Linked DNA regions of Mus musculus: region 1 is linked to region 2. A link is a loop called in an ENCODE intact Hi-C map of the cell type or tissue named here. Cell type or tissue: left cerebral cortex. All regions are shown on one strand.

Region 1 (8,000 bases), 510 kb before region 2:
GATGTGCACCCCAAACTGCTTGGAGTACCCACTGAAAGAGTAGGTCAGGGATTATGGTCTTACTTACGACAGCTTATATTTTTGGGGTTTCGTTGTGTTTAGGGCCCCCCCTTGGTGTCCCCCCCCCCCATGAGCCCATGACAGCTCCCTTCCCTATTCAGCCCCGTGGAGAAGTAAGGGAGCCTTGAACCAGGGTAGAGAGGCTACATTTAGTATTAACCTGGGAGTGTTGACTTCTCCCAGGAGTAATCCACTTGAGAACAAAATGCCAATTGCTCTGCCCGCTGAGGTATCCTGGAACTACCCTTTAAGGTAGCAGTACCCGTCGCACCGCCCCCCTCCCCCAAGGGCTTGCCTTAAATTAACCTGCCTTCTTGCAGGACAGGGGAGAGTGTGTAAACGTGTATAACACTGCGCAAGCTCACCAGCCGGGCCCTTTCGGCCGGGTCCCTTTGCCTGTCTTTGGAGGCAGACTTGTGTGGAGATGACCCCAAGGGGCGGGTGGCCGTGAAGAGCCATCCGTCAGAGTGAGGGTGAGGACTCCTCCCTCGTAGGCTGAGAAGAGAGTATCCTTTCAGGGGGAAAAATAAACACGCTGGGGCTTTCTCTGGGGTTCAGCCTCCAGGAAGGATTATGGTATTGAAGGCAGGAAGCTGGGATTGTGGCCGCCAGCAGCATGCTGGGCCTGTGTTCCCAACACGGAGCCTTGGGACCTAATTATCCTGCCTAGGAGGTCGCTCAGCACTTTTGTCCACTCCGGTGAGGAGCTGTGCAGACCTGCTGCCGTCACTTCTCGCCTTACAGAGGTTTGAGGAGGGGGCTCCTGTGGGGGCTGGGACTTCGAAGAACGAACGTTCAAGTTGAGTCAGCCTGGGGCACTGGCCATCTTCCTCATTCAGCTGGAGCTGAGGTACTCCTGGGTAGTGGCTAGTAGAGACAGTGGGCCCAGCACTCTGCTTCAAGACCTACTGGGACCTGAGATTGCAAAGTTGCTGGAGAGGGGAGTTTACCTGCATTCTGAAAGTTCTTAGGAAATCAACGAGAATGTTTGTGCACTTTCCTTTGACTGGTATGTAGAAATAGACAAGGAATTATCTTTTGTGACTCTTGGCTTTAAGAAGAAAGAAGACTTGGGGGAACAAAAATCCTTCCAGCCAACTAAAAACACTGGGCACCTAACTGCTCATATACCCCTGGCTTTTGTTGTTAGCTATACCATTCTACCTGTGCTTAAAAAAACAACCAAACAGCAGCTTCCTATTCCCCTCTTGGAGATGGTACGTCCTCTCTGCCTTAGTCTCAGTGAAGGCTGAAAGGAACAGATTTTAGGACGGAGGTTCTGGCAGTGTCGAAATCCTGTGTCATAATTGAAAGCATCAAAAGCGCACGGGATTAGAATTCTTTTTCTCTTTCTCTCTTTTTCATTAAAACGCTCACCCATCCCCAGTCTCATAAAATGGGCATCCCAGCATCCAAAGCCCATGGTTTTGTGCGATCCTTTCCTGCCATTGGTTTCAGCAGATTCTCTAAAGCTCGTGCATTCTGACTCAAAGATTAGTCACTGAAGACACTGAACAAACATAAAGTTATTTGTACTGTGGTAAGCTTTTTTTTTTGGGAAATTCTCTGCTTTGGATCTAGTAAATTGAGTGCCCCCTTGTAACTGATACTTGGGAGGTTTAGCCAATAGGTTAGCGTATTGAAAGTTCCCAGGCCAATCACATACCAGGGCAGCTTGTACGTATCATCACCATTACTAATAAAATCTTGAATTATTCATCAAGGGTTGTATCTTTACCCCTTTGACGTCGGTTGCAGATATTTAGTTAGTATGCCTGTACACTGCCTTGTAGTCAGTGGAAGGGAATTCAGGCTTTGAATCCCCCGGTTGGATTAAACTCACTCTTTGTAAGTGGCTGCTTGGCGGAAGATTGAAATACACGCCTGCATTCGAAAATGAATTCTGACAAGTGTAAACTGGTGGGAATGTTTTTGAAGCCTTCCTGAGATTCTTTGATTCTGTTGGTCTCCTTTCTTTCTGAGAACCGTTCTGAAGCGAGGACGTGCCGCTCAGCTCAGCTGAAATGCGGTTCTCAGAGCAGACCCTTCCTCCAGTCAGCGTCTTAAAGGCCAGCTGGAATAAGAGACGTTAATGAGGCTGGCCATGCCAAGCCCAGCGTTTTAAACTCAGGTTTTTCTGCAGTTGCCCTTGAAAGGAATGAAGGTCAAGTTGCTTCAGCAACCTTGCAGCTTTGATAGTGGACGGAAGGGCACGCTGCAGAGCTGGGTGGCTGGGTCCTACAGTGATGGTTTATCTTGCGTCTCTTAAAAGTAAGCTTAAAAAAAAAAAGATTAGCCTACTGCAGCTTGTGGACTAGCCTGGAAACACCTGGGACGCTGAGGTGAGGATGGAAGGCTTTTCCGATAATGAGAAAGAATGTGTTTGCGAATGTATTGAGAGGCTGAGAAATGGTTTTATCCCATCTGGGTTTAAGCAAGTTGGCACTGGGGGAAAAAACTGAATCTGGCTGAATCTCTCTCTTTCAGTGGCAGCCACAGCAGCAGCAGCAGCAGCAGTGGGAGCAGGAACAGCAGTAACAACAGCAACAGCAGCACAGCCGCCTCAGAGCTTTGGCTCCTGAGCCCCCTGTGGGCTGAAGGCATTGCAGGTAGCCCATGGTCTCAGAAGAAGTGTGCAGATGGGATTACCGTCCACGTGGAGATATGGAAGAGGACCAGGGATTGGCACTGTGACCATGGTCAGCTGGGGGCGCTTCATCTGCCTGGTCTTGGTCACCATGGCAACCTTGTCCCTGGCCCGGCCCTCCTTCAGTTTAGTTGAGGATACCACTTTAGAACCAGAAGGTAAGTTCATGCGTGCCATTTTAAGGGTACCAAGTCGTTTTGGGGATGTGTCTGGGGGAAGTGGTCTTTAAGTGGGAGGCCTGTTTCAGCCGGCTGCCATATGAGTAGTCTCTCTCCGCATCATATCGGAGCTTAGAAGGGAGGGTCTTGTCTCCCAGGCATGAGTGGAGTGGTTTGGTTTGCTCTGTTCTTTGTGCTTGGGTGAGGGAAGCAGTGGCAGTTCTTGTTTAGCCAGTGCCTTACAGCACTCTGGAGGGGACGTACCTTGGCAGGGTGACTGTGGCCTTCTGCAGTTGCTCTCTAGATTGAGGGAAAAGCCTTGAATCACACTATCTTTTGGCTAAAGGAAATAGGCAGCCTCTGAAAGCTGACTTTTTTTTTCTTTTTCCGCATTGTTTAAGAGAAAAGAAGGTTCTGAAGTTGAGCATGGAGAGCCGTGCCATGCTGGATCGGTTTTTAAGCTGGTGTAAGCTCTTTGTGCTTTCACCCGGCATCACAGAGTGGGCAGGTTTCATGTTGGGAAGATTGGAAAGTGAATTTGCCAAGAGTCTTCCCCCATCTGGGGAAAAGCCAGATTTCACTAGTGTGTTTGGCTTTGCACACTTGGTTGCAAATGTGAGAAGCTAGTTGTGAGGAGGACGTGGCTGAAATCCGGAGCTGGGCAAAGCGCTGGTCCTTCTCCCAGGTCCTTCAGAGACGTGGTCTGTGGCCAAGCCTCTCTCCTTGGTGCCGCACGGGAATCTGTCATCAGGAGGGAATATTGGTAGGCGAGTTATTTTTTGAGTGGTAATCCGAGCGTGACACTGCAGATCGCAGCACTCATCGCCACTTAATGAACGTGTTTGCTGAGGGCCCACCTGGTGCCGGCTGGCTTTGGAGTCCGTCACGGTCCTGAGTGCTGGCAGGTCAGCTGAGTTGCTGTGGCTATGCACACTGAATCAGGGTCCTGATTCATCCAGATCATCCAGAGGGGGATTGTAGGAGGGACAGGACCCCTCCCCCAAGGGTGACCTCAAGGAGGGCTATGTACCCATCTGAGAGGAGGGCTTGAGAAATGGGTCCCCAGTAAGATCCACCCAGACAGACACTCTCCCTGGCTTTGTGTGTATGTCGGGCCACACAGATGCCTGGAAATGTTATAAATTACCAGGTATCTTTGGAAAGGAAATGAGGTAGGAGTTTTGTGCATGAGGTGTGTTCAACATACAGCCTCACGTCCTTTTCCGGAACCACCTCTCTGTGACTTATCCTGTGACGTCAGGGAGAGTGTAATCTGCAACAGTGACATGTTTTCAAAGGGCTTAATGTGAGGGGGAAAGGATTGGGTTTCTGAAAGTCTGGTCTGCACTTCTTTAATTTTGTTAATAATTAAAATGGATGTCCCCCTAATTGCCGGTTGTCCCTGGAGTGTGTGGCTCAGCACTAACTAAGGAAGCTGAGCTAGGATTTCCTACAGCGTGGGCTTCAGAAACAGCCCCGGTTAGGAAAGAATTGTCATTTTTCATTTGGACTCTCGGGGCAGTGTTGCTGTGAGTTGATTTCAGTTGCAGAGTATAAAATGGTCCTGGAGGGTTTCCTGGACTGCATCTAATTACCTCAGAAAGGTTACAAGATGTTTGTACTCGCAAGGAGGAGGCAGGTGGGGGAGAGGAAGGACAGTGGGCTGGAGTCCCCCAAATGGCTCTTTGTGTAAGAACCGATATCCAACAATGCTCACATTGTTGAAAGCAGATCCCACCACCTGGGGACCTGTAGGTACATGTAAGGTTAGGGAGGGAGGCTGAGAAGTCTCCGAAGTTGTAGGTCACACTTTGCCAATGCCCCTGGGTACACTTTGCTAGGCTCAGAGTTTGCATGAGGTTCGAATCACATATAGAGTTGGGAGACGCTAAGAAAAAGAAAAGAAAAAGAAAAAAGGAAAAAAGGAAAATGTCTCAAGGTGTGGAGTTTCACCAGAGCAAGCTTGGGAAATGCAGAGAAACCCCAGAGCCTTGATTGGTGGGATCTCTTTATCAATAGTCACTGAACAGTAGTACCATCCCCAGATGCCTTCTGAGGACCAGCTCAAGAGATTTAGTTTTCACCAGTGACCTGGACAGAAAGCAGAAAGCACAGCTCCTGGCATTGATGGTGGCCTTGGCCATCCCCATCCCCAGCAAGCTGGGGACAAGGGGGTGCACAGTTCTCAGTGCAGCAAACACGGTACCCTGAGATGAATGTTGCTTTTGGATGGAGGAGGTGGTGATGCTGGATTTCGGCAGGGTCTGTGCTCACTCTCCTTGTCTGTTAGACCAACATTGCCACTGACATCCAGGCCATCAAGCTAGAGGCTAGGCTCCATGCTAGGCTCTGGTGTCTAATGTGTGCATATGTGCATCTCTCCAGCCGCCATATTTGATGCAGCCAGGACTTCAGCTAACACTGAGTTCAGCTTCTGTCTCCTGAAGCTTTACCATGGAAGGCATCCGTTTGCTAATTTAGAAGCTCAGTTTAGATAATGTCTATTGGGCCGGACAAATATGTAATCAGGAAGTTCCTAGAAAGAGCCTGTGCCTCACTACTAAGGAGCCCTTTTGACCCTCTAGGGAGATGTTATGTTCAGTCATGTAGTTCTGTGCAGTGTATGTAGCCATGCAATGTATGTCCTCACCCCGAATCCTATCCTGTCCGTGTGTCTCTGGACACTTTCTCAAGTGGCAGCAGCAGGATTGGGTCAAGTCAGTTGACCTAAGAAGGCAGTCATCTCTGTAAGATTTTCCTCGGTATTTCAGAATAGAAATGATTGTATCCAGCTGGTCATCCCTGTGACAAAGGACAACAGTATCAACAGTTGGGGACTTCGGAGGGGTGGTCCCGATTCTAAGTACTGTTCTGTTGATTCAAATCCTGAATGTTCCCAGTGTAGTCAAGCTTGATTACTGCCAGTCTCGGCTCTTACTTTCAGATTCCCCCTGACGTTGTCACCTGCTCTGGTTAATTAAGTCATTGTTGACATTAAGGGAATCTGTTTACCCCAGCCCAGTAGGAGCTAAAATAAAAGGGCTTTCCCAAACCCAAACCCTTAATTACTTTCCCACCCTCTGCTAAGTGCAAAGGGACGGCCTGGGGGTGGGGTGGGGGTGGGAGTGAGGGAGTAATTTACATGCCTTAAAAAACACCCACCATTTCTTGGGCAGTCTTCTGGGTTGATGCTGTTCCGGATTGAAGTGAGCCAGCGAAAACCTCGTGAGTGTGAGGTCTACGTGGAGACCTGCTGAAGGGTTCCCCCCCCCTCACCACCACCACCACAGGGTAGTTCAAGTCCTTTGTCAGAGAGTATCCTACATGCTGTGGTCTCAGCCCCCCACATTTAATTGCCAGTTAGAAGAAGAGAAAAGAAATATCTGCGTGGTGCAAGTGGATGATTTAACAGGAGTCTTGTGTTTCCTATTATCTGCATTTTTTGTTCCTCAGTGTGAGTGTGAATATTTAAGAGTTGACTGTAACTTGATAGTTTCGCTGAGGAACAAGGGCTTATTCTTGGTCAATTAAACCAAATGCAGGCGCATGCTGTTAAACACACAATGAAGTACACATTCTTTATTAGAATATAGTGTATTTCACAATTCATGGGCAAGGAACTGTGTTTAATATTACTTCTAGAGCAAAAATCTGGCCAGCCCAGAAAATTGGCATTTATATAACTCTTTCTTGCTGGCTTCCACTGATCTGAATAGAGCAAGTTTGTGTGTGTGTGTGTGTGTGTGTGTGTGTGTGTGTGTGTACCTGTCTGTCTATGTTGCCTGTTTATTTCAATCAGTTAAAAGACTAAATAACTTACTTAAAAAAAAATAGCCACCCCTTCTCAGATAGCCTCTAAAGACTTTATGCTGTTTTTAAGCCTTATTTTTAAATTATTTTAAATTGGGGTCTGTGTAGGCCTGTGCACATGAGTGCAGGTCCCCCTGGAGGCCAGAGGTTTTTGATGCTAGCCCGGGAGTTGGTTCTGGAAGTGAATGTGGATCCTCTGCAAGAACAATATAGACTTACAAAAACTGAGCTATCTCTTCTGCTCCAATACAGTTCAACATTTTTTCTTTTTTCTTTTTCTTTTTTTCTGTTGAGGGTGAGAATTCAAACAACCAAGCATTCCAATATGAGATGTTTCCAATATCTGATTTAATGAATAATCACATGGTTATGAAATAACTGGGGTAGTGTTTAAACAGGAAGGGGATGTTTAATGTTCACATTCTCTGTGGAGTGCGTGCAGTAGCCCCGTGCCTGCAGTAGCCCTGTGCCACACTTATAGACAGTTTGGCTACTTACATAGTTAGGGTGGTCATGAAAAGACAACTAAGTCCCTTTCATCAGGCTCCGTCTTAACTTTTCCATTTCTGATTGAATCCCTGGGATCGATCCAGCAGGGTGTCTTGTCTTGGTCAGCAGCTAGGAGTTATTTTGGGGGAAGGGATGCTGCAGGCTATTTTACAGATAATTATGGGTTTCCTGTGCAGAACTGTCCCTGTAGGGGCTGGAGCAAGTGATGATTCTGTGATTAAGAGCACTTCCTCCTTTTGCAGAGGACCAGTGTTGGGTCCCCAACACCCACAGGGAAGTACTCCTGATTGTCTTTATCTCCAGGTGCTGGGGGCCAGCGCCTCTGACCTACTGTTGCCTGCAGGTGCCCTTCTCATGTGGGCTGCCCTTGCCCTTACTGTCTTTGTGGCTTCGTAGAGAATGATGGGAAAAAATTCCAAGATGGTAGTCCCACTGGTGACTAAAGGTGTTTAGTAGTAGCTTTTTCTTAAAATACAGTTGGTGAGCAAGATAGTGGTGCACACCTTTAATCCCAACACTAGGGAGGCAGAAGCGGGTGGTTCTTTGAGATTGAGGCTAGCCTGGTCTACAGAGTGAGTGCCAGGACTACACACACACACACACGCACACACACACCCCAGAAAGCTTGAAGTTGTAGTTTTACGAAAGTGTATTTAACCGTCAGGACTAACTATGATCTTTCTTTTGGGCTGGTAGCTGATGGTTTGGTTTTTTTTTTTTTAGATGGGCATCTCCCACAGCCTGGCTTGGGATTTGCCTTGTAGCTCAGGTCGGTCTAGAACTTTCAATCCCCCTACCTCAACTTCCACTCCTAA
Region 2 (8,000 bases):
TTGGTCTCAATGATGCAGCTACAGGACCTTTAGGGTCTTATTCACGCCATCCTGTTATGTTTCCTGTTAGATGGCAAGGTCAAGGCTGAGCCACTCTCCAGACAGTCACGTTTTCACAGAGAACGTAGTAACTAAATCCAACTGTCAACTCTGCTTCTGTTGGTACCAAGTCAGTTTAATATGCTAAACTTCTAAAAAGAACACATGATTGCAAACACTTGAGCACAGTTTTTGTGCTTAATTTTTTTTCTAATCAATTAAAATCCCCATCACTCTCAAGGCTTCGAGAATCTGTCTTCTATCCTTGACCAGGGTTGATAAAAGTGGCATAAAATCATGTCAGATACAATGCACATTGCACCCCACTGCCCCTAGAGAAATCAGCGTGAGTTAGAGGATGTGATGGGTAAGTGCAAGGAAAACAGAGAAATGGGCACTGCCTGTCACCCCCATCTCTCAGAGAGTATGCTTTCTGTGTTGTGATTGCACAGGGAGGGAATTTTGGTGGTTTTATTTAAGCTGTGGGAAGGTAGTTAAATAGCCTTGGTGACTTTCGTAAGACAGTTTAATACTTCTGCAGCTGAGGCTCTTGGATGACCAGAAAGGGAAAGAAGGAAGGTATGACCTTCATACTTTTAGCTGAAAAATAATGTCCTATGCTCCCATTCCCCATATGCCCTCTGTCAAGACTCTGGCTCCTTACATTCAATTAATTATGAAACACAGGTGAAACCAACTAGGACAGTGTGTAAAAAATAAAACATACCAAACACTGTTCAGTCTACAAAGCACTGTTGTGGACAGTATGAAAACATACCACTGTCAAGAATGTTGAAAATGTGGAGACAGGAAGTGGCCTTGAAATAACATTTTTGAATGGTAAAAAAAAAAATCAAAAGTATGTTGAACTTTGTGTCAGAGCCCATGGAACATGGGGTAGAGACCAGATCAGTGCTTGGCATGTGAGGAGAGGGACTGGATAGCTGGGTGTGTGGTTTGTGGATAAGGTTGATATGTTTTGAATGGCTGCTGGATGAGGAAGGTTCACGGGCCCACTGTTCAAATGATCCCATGTCTGGTGTTGTGGAACAAGAGGAAAGAGTTTTGTAGTCTCTCATCACCCGGTGTGTTTTGGCAGCCGGGTGTGACAGGCATATGTTTATTTCACTGTCACAGTGAACAGTGCCACAGGTCCCCAGAGGAGATTCCTTTGGAAGATCTTATTACCTTACGCTTTTGCTAAAAGTTTGTGACAGGAGGCAAGGAAGAGAAAGAATAACTGGATGTGGTGGCTTGAACGAGAGTGTTCCCCCATAGGCTCAGAAATTTGAGTGTTTGGTCCCCAGTGGGTGGCGCTGTTTGGGGGAAGTTTAAGAGGTGTGCCTTGTTGGAGGAAGTGTGTAAATGCCAATGGAAGCAGGCTTTAAGACTAGCAGGAGTTTAAAACTCCACATCACCATTTTTACTTGGCTTTCTCCGCTTCGTGCTTGTGGTTAAAGCTCTGAGTTCTGCTTCCCACTCTATTTTCCAGGCCTCCTGCTTGCTGTCATACTCCTCAACTGGGATGGAAGTCATTCCTCTGGAACCATATGCCTAATAAACTCTTCTGTGTCCTGTCTTGGTTGTGGTGTTTTATCACAGCAGCAGAAAAGTAACTGATGATGCACTAGACAAAGAGAAATGCAACCGCCAGTGGTCCCAAGTGGTCTTCTCCCCCCACCCCCACTGATAAAGGGATAAAGCTGGAACAAAAACGCAACGTCACAAAATCCTCCCTCCCCACAAGACCTAGTAGATTAGAAGCTGCTGGAGCTTATGCCTATTAGATACTTTAACATGTTACCATGTTAATATTTATATTTATAAAGTATATACTTTAATTGCTTTTAAAGGAGATAGAGAAAATGCATGACTCCAGGGTGGGTGGGGGGAATGGATCAAAACTAGAAATGGCCAATACCTGCCCTGATTTGGTCCAAATTCTTAGGTACGTTTGAAAGATGAGAAAACTTCATCTTTGTTACCATCTTCTGATACTCATCATTCCATGGGTGTGAATGCCTGTCTTACCAAACAGCCCTAACCTGCCAATATCCAAAGTGTGCCAAATTAGCTAACTATAAGCCAAGCAAGCAACACCAAAGCTGGGGCAATGTGATCTGGATTCTTGCTCTAACGCCACCTACTCACCCACCCACCCACAAGGTTGTTCAGGCGTCTCCTTTTAGAATTCAGACATTCTCATGTTCTCTCTCCAGTCCTCCAGGCCACCCAGAGGGATGAACGTGGAAAGAGTGTTTCCCTCCAGTGTGCCTCTTGGGGCATCTGATAATTTTCCATTAGGAGTTGACATCCTCCATTCTGCCCTTTGCCTCCTCTCCACACGTCCTTAGCTTTACTCTAGATAATACCAGGTGCAGCCTGGCTTCCTTTCTTTCTAGGCCTCTCTGGGGAAAAACTTGGGGAAGACTGCAAGACCTTGAATCTAGTTACACTGTACCCATCAAAGTGCCTTGTGGCTTAGGGTTCCTGGGACATTGTTCCTCCTCATCAAGGAAAAGTCCCCTGAATGGTCACTAAGCTCCCTTCCAGCTCTGACCTTAAGCATCTCCGATTCATGGTCCACAAGTGTTCAGCAAATTTCTTAAAGATTCAACTTCCTCTTTGCGCAATGAGAACTTACTAGAAAGATTTTTTTTTAATGCAGTTGATATCATACAAGGCTTCAACTCTGGAGAAGTCTTTACTATATCTCTTCTTTTCAATAATTAAAAATTGTTAGAGATAATTCTTTTTTTTTTAATCAATTCTGGAACTAGTTCAGAGTTAATTAAGAGAGACGCACATTGGCACTAAGTCCTTGCCGATTCCGAGATGACTGAGGTTTCAAATATTTAACTTGTAAATATTGGAATTCAGACAAACAGCACTTTATGAACAAGGAAGTATGAGATTAAAATCCAGGAACAGCCAACTGCAGATTGTGCAACCTTAGGAGCCTGTAATCACTGTGTGAGGGAAGATATTTCAGTTGCGACACTGGCTCTGGTTGATGGAAGCCTTCCCAAGATAGTCTTCCATCATGACCCCCTCCTCAGCTCTTACAAGCCTTCTAAACCTCCTTGAAGAGGCCACCCTACATCCGCATGTCCTCCTGTGCACTCTCAGTGTGTTTCCCTTAGCTCCAAGTGCACCCATCGTCTGCTCAGGGAAAATGCACAGGTCCCTTTAAATCAATCTTCCTGTGCTGGCTAGTATTTCAAGCTTTGCTAGAAGAGACCTTGGTGAGATCAGTGCAGGAAAAGGGATGTTTTTCCCCTTCCAGTGATTTTGGGTTGCTCATTTATCTCTTATGCCCAACAATCCCCCTACATCTGGCCTCTGTGGCACTCCCAGCATCTAGTACTACAGTACACTCAGCCAACAGCTCATTGCTTGCAACTCCCTCAGATCTATCTGAATAGTGTGGATCAAGCTCAGGGCCTCAGACATGTTGAAAAAGGATTGTTCTGTTGTGCTATGACCCCCAACCCCATTAAGTCATGCTGTAAGTGATGTCCTAGTCATAGACTTACCACTCTATGAACAGATTTCCCTGGCAGGTATCCACAGGTTCCCCCAGGGAGTGGTAACATAGCAACTTCTCTGGCATGCAGTGATCAATAGTGCTGCCCTCCAAAACAAGATCTAGGTCCCAGAACATCAGGCTAGGATGGAGGTGCTTCCTTGGGCTCTCTACACATGCCTTTATAGGTCTCTGCTCCCTATAGCTGCTATCCTTATAGAGTTCTGTTTGCTTGCTTACCTATTATTAATAAGTATCCATCAATTGTCCAGGACCCCAATCATACCTTGCAGTTAATAATGTTTATATTGAATATATGTATAGTTTCAGTTTCTTTCTCTTGACTATACCCTAACAAACACATATCCCAAAGTGAAATTATATATATAAATTGCATGTGGAGTGTGTGTGTGTGTGTGTGTGTGTGTGTGTGTGTGTGTGAATACATGGTGCATGTATTAGTGCTGGGTGCTTAGTTTGGGCATATGCTTTCTTTCTTCTTATATTATGGTATACTGGATTTTTAAAGCTGTCAGCAAAACTCCACAAGCTAGGTTTCTCCCCATGTATTTATGGGGGTGGGAAACATGATCAAAGTGCTTATATGTGTGTTTGAAACTGTTATTATGAATCCAATTACTGTGTCCAATGATTTCCAATAAAAATGAACACTAAGGAATGCGTGTTTATAAAACCTGGCGTGTTAGTGCTGAGTGAAAGATGTATTACATGTCACATTGCCTCTTGAAAAAAATCATAAAAATTTGAAAAGTCTTGTATTTATTTTCTAGTTTTGGAAACCAGGAGCTCAAGGTCAAGGTGTGAGTTTTGGTTCCTCTGGCGTCTCACTCCTGGGCCTGCTGGTGCCCTCGTGTGGCCCTCTTTGTGTGCATGCTTCTTGTCATCTATCTTTCTGGATAAATATATCTATATGTATCTGTGTGCGTGCTAATGTGTGCACATATGTGCATAGGGAATGTGTGTTCATAGCATAATTCCTTTCTGTATGTCCAGGTTACTTCTTTCTGTCTTTAGAGAAAGGCAGATGGAGAGGAGACCCATGTTGTTTTATTTAATCACCTCTCTTAGAGCCTTGCCTACAAACACAGTCACATTCGGAGAGACTGAGGCTTAGCACTCCAACATGCGGTGACTGTTGATGAACACAATCTAGCCTGTAGCTCACTGGCTCCTGTCTTCTGACATTGATATTAAATATATAGAATTGATTCCATGAGATCATCAGTGTTGGCTTTATAGGAACCCCGTGGCCCCCAGTTCTGCTACGTACCAAGCAGGTGAATTGGCTCCCACTAAGTCCTTCAGTTTCCTCATCAGGATAAGTAGGGCAAAGGGAAATGGATTTAGTGAACATGTCCAAATGAGAGTGTTTTAGAACCTGCTGGGGACTTCACAAAATGAAGCTAGTAGGTGTGTGAAATCACACGTTTCTTACTTGTTACTTATTAAAAGTCAGTTGCCAACCTCTTAAATAAGTGCTAAGTATAAATGATCCATATGGCAAAAAAAAAAGAAGAAAGAAATGAAAAGAAAAGAAAAGAAAAGAAAAGGAAAGAAAGGAAAGGAAAGGAAAGGAAAGGAAAGGAAAGGAAAGGAAAGGAAAGAAAAGAAAAGAAAAGAAAAGAAAAGAAAAGAAAAGAAAAGAAAAGAAAAGAAAAGAAAAAAGAAAAGAAGTCTCTTGGGTTTATTAGATGCAGGGCAGCTTTTCTGCAGCCTCACAACCATTTCTGCACATACCAGGCAATACTAACCAAACCAGAGTCTTGAATTAATCTTGTGCTGTCTCTTTTGTTTCCTCAGTCTCAGGGAGAAATATGCATATATATTAAAAAAATGAAACACAGACAGACAAACACATACATATATATGTATATGTGTGCATATGTATGTGTATATATATATGTATATATATACACACATATATATACACACACACATATATATATATACATACACACACACACACACACACACACACACATACACACATATATATATGGAACTTTCCAATTTTGATTTCAACTTATATTTTATAAGAGATAGGAACTATAAAATCCTGAGGATGGCAGTCAGTATTTTTCCAGTACTCACTATAACCTCTAATAGAGAGACAGAAAAAGATTGATAACTTATTTCATCCTCATTTTTTGTCTACTAGTTCAATCCCTGTAGTCATTTTATGGAGGAAAGCCAGATCACCAGGTGTCTTTGTTCTGTTCAGGTCTTGAAGAAAATTGAAACTCTCAGTTTATTGAGCAGCTTTACAACACAAGCACATTATGCATCTTGCCTTTAACCCTGTCCACATCCATAGGAAACAAGTCTCATTATTTGACTCATTCCTGAGCTCAGAAATAGAGTGCTTGCTTAGCATGTACAAGGCCCTGGGCTCAATCCCTAGTTCCACAAACTAACAAAAACAGCAATGAAAGTGTGTAACTCCTTTCCAGTTGAATCTGATGCAAAAGTTAGAAAGTCCAGTTTTTAGAAGGGTGATTGTCTTTACTCAACATCTATGGGTATGGTTTGCTTATAGATTAAGTCAATCACCCAGAGAGACAAGGCAAGAGAAAACTGATAAGGCAAGAACAACAGTGTCCTCATCATGACCTGTCCATACTGTAATGTGTTCCCATCCTGATATGGCTCCCTGTGATGCCAGATGACTCCACAGATATCATCATAGCTCCTTTGCTAACACCAAGACTTTGTCAAATTGGGGGAAAGGAGATAGAAGATTACATATATAGACTATTGGGAAGACAGCTTGGCCATTTTTTAAAAAATGAAGTGTAGTAAAACTCCCGATGCCTGGAGTATGGTGAGGTTGGGCTCTTCATATTAGACAGATCCTGGTGGCTGTTCCCCTTTATAAAAGGACCATGGAACTCTATACAATATCAAAAAAAGGAAATGATGTGACATAAAATATATTTTATGAAGATCATTCTTTCTGCTGGTAGGGTGCAGCCATGATTCCACAGGTATCATTCTGAATACCATCTATGAAGAAAGATTGTTTCTTTCTGAGCACGGTGTGAGAAAGGTTGCTATATCTGTCTTGAGCTTGTATTTTGAAATCAAAGCATTTTGTTGGAATTTTTATGCAGTTTTATCATAATTCTTGTCAAGAAAGTCATAACCTATTACTACTACATTCCAGAATGAAACTTTTATTTGACCTTACCAGGCTAGGCACCTAGTGTGAAGAATGAAGGACCAAATGAAAGAGATTGTCCTGAGAAAATTGCAGTGACATTGGCCACCATCATTGTTCCTGGTAGCCTATGTTCAAAGTATCATCTTTGGGCTTTTAACAATGCTGCACTTTCATGTTTGGAATATTATGACATAGCCTTCCTTATTCCATCTTATATTGTGCCATAACTTCCAGGTGGTATTTTCATATCACAGGTACATTTTGTTTTTTATAATTCCTAACCAAGCCTATACAGTAGGCTTTTTCTGACTCCTATTTGACTTCAAGGGTTCATTATCTTTTACTTGGTGACATTTCTAATGCTGTTTATAAAATCTAATAAAATCTAATGGCCACAAATGTCTCAGAGATCACTTCAGAGAATTTTTTAATAGAGGAAAAACTGAAGAAAGAAAGGAAGGAAGAAAAGGTACTGATTTTAAATAGTTCCCGGAGTGGGGTTGACACTGTCACCACAGTAATAGATATCTGTTGGTAGGAACTATAATTAGAAAGTAATCAACTTCAGCCTACTTCTTTAAAGTGAAACTATGTTTAGGTTTGGAGATAGTCCAGGGGTTTCAAGGATTTTAGATATTCTCAGTATGTACTTCACAGTTAAAAATTTGTAACTTAGATAAGTACCCTGTTTTAAAGAAGATCACTTAGCCTTCTGTCCACAACATTTGTTGTATTTGGCTCCAGAAGGGGAAATTAAAGTTTTTTGTTTGTCAGCAGTGAGGCTGAGATGTCTATGACCTGAGTTTAAATATCCAGGAATCATCCAGTGGTTTGCTTTATTGTTCATAAACGCAGCAGAGACAAACCACCTGAGTAGTTCCAGATGTTGAATCAACAAAGCTTTACTTGACAAATCTACATGTAAAAAGTACATTTACAAGCCCAAGAAAATGTTGGGAGGAAGGTGCTCTTTAAGAATAAAAAGACACTTTCATTCTCAAACATGGATTAAACTGGGGCTCTTTTCAGATGGAAGGGCTAGGTGTACTTTTCTTTGGCCTTCTGATGGTTCATGTTGTGACCTTCTCCTCTCTGCTGTTTTGTGAAGCAGAACTCCTAGCAGTTGGCAAGGCATCTCCAGAGGACTTCAGTTTTAAAATGTGAAGATTCTCTTAAGTTTTAGCAAGAGCAACCTGAGGGTAAAGTGGTAAAGAAAAGTTTTTCCATGTTGGCTTTAACGTTGGAGAGCAAATG

The links. Peaks named below come from ENCODE experiments on the same cell type or tissue, not always from the same donor. Only the 100,000 strongest peaks of a DNase experiment are listed, where the experiment ranks them.
Region 1: it touches region 2 in a loop (2.0-fold over the local background); 4 of 42 quality-filtered maps call a loop at or near these places.

The regions. Positions count from the first base shown.
Region 1 is chr7:130,256,614-130,264,613 of GRCm38, reverse strand. It overlaps Fgfr2 (fibroblast growth factor receptor 2), which reads left to right. Exons shown (of 18, transcript NM_010207.2): 2 at 2,548-2,865. The coding sequence starts at 2,700. Among named protein-coding and RNA genes, the nearest start is that of Fgfr2, 6.2 kb to the left of the region's middle. In left cerebral cortex, a CTCF peak has its summit at 4,387; DNase peaks (open chromatin) are centred at 2,585, 3,531, 4,160, 4,353 and 3 more places; H3K4me3 peaks cover 4,435 bases; H3K27ac peaks cover 4,845 bases.
Region 2 is chr7:129,751,360-129,759,359 of GRCm38, reverse strand. No RefSeq gene overlaps it. Among named protein-coding and RNA genes, the nearest start is that of Gm33323, 9.3 kb to the left of the region's middle. In left cerebral cortex, a CTCF peak has its summit at 4,443 (motif pointing left); no DNase peak of the experiment used is centred here.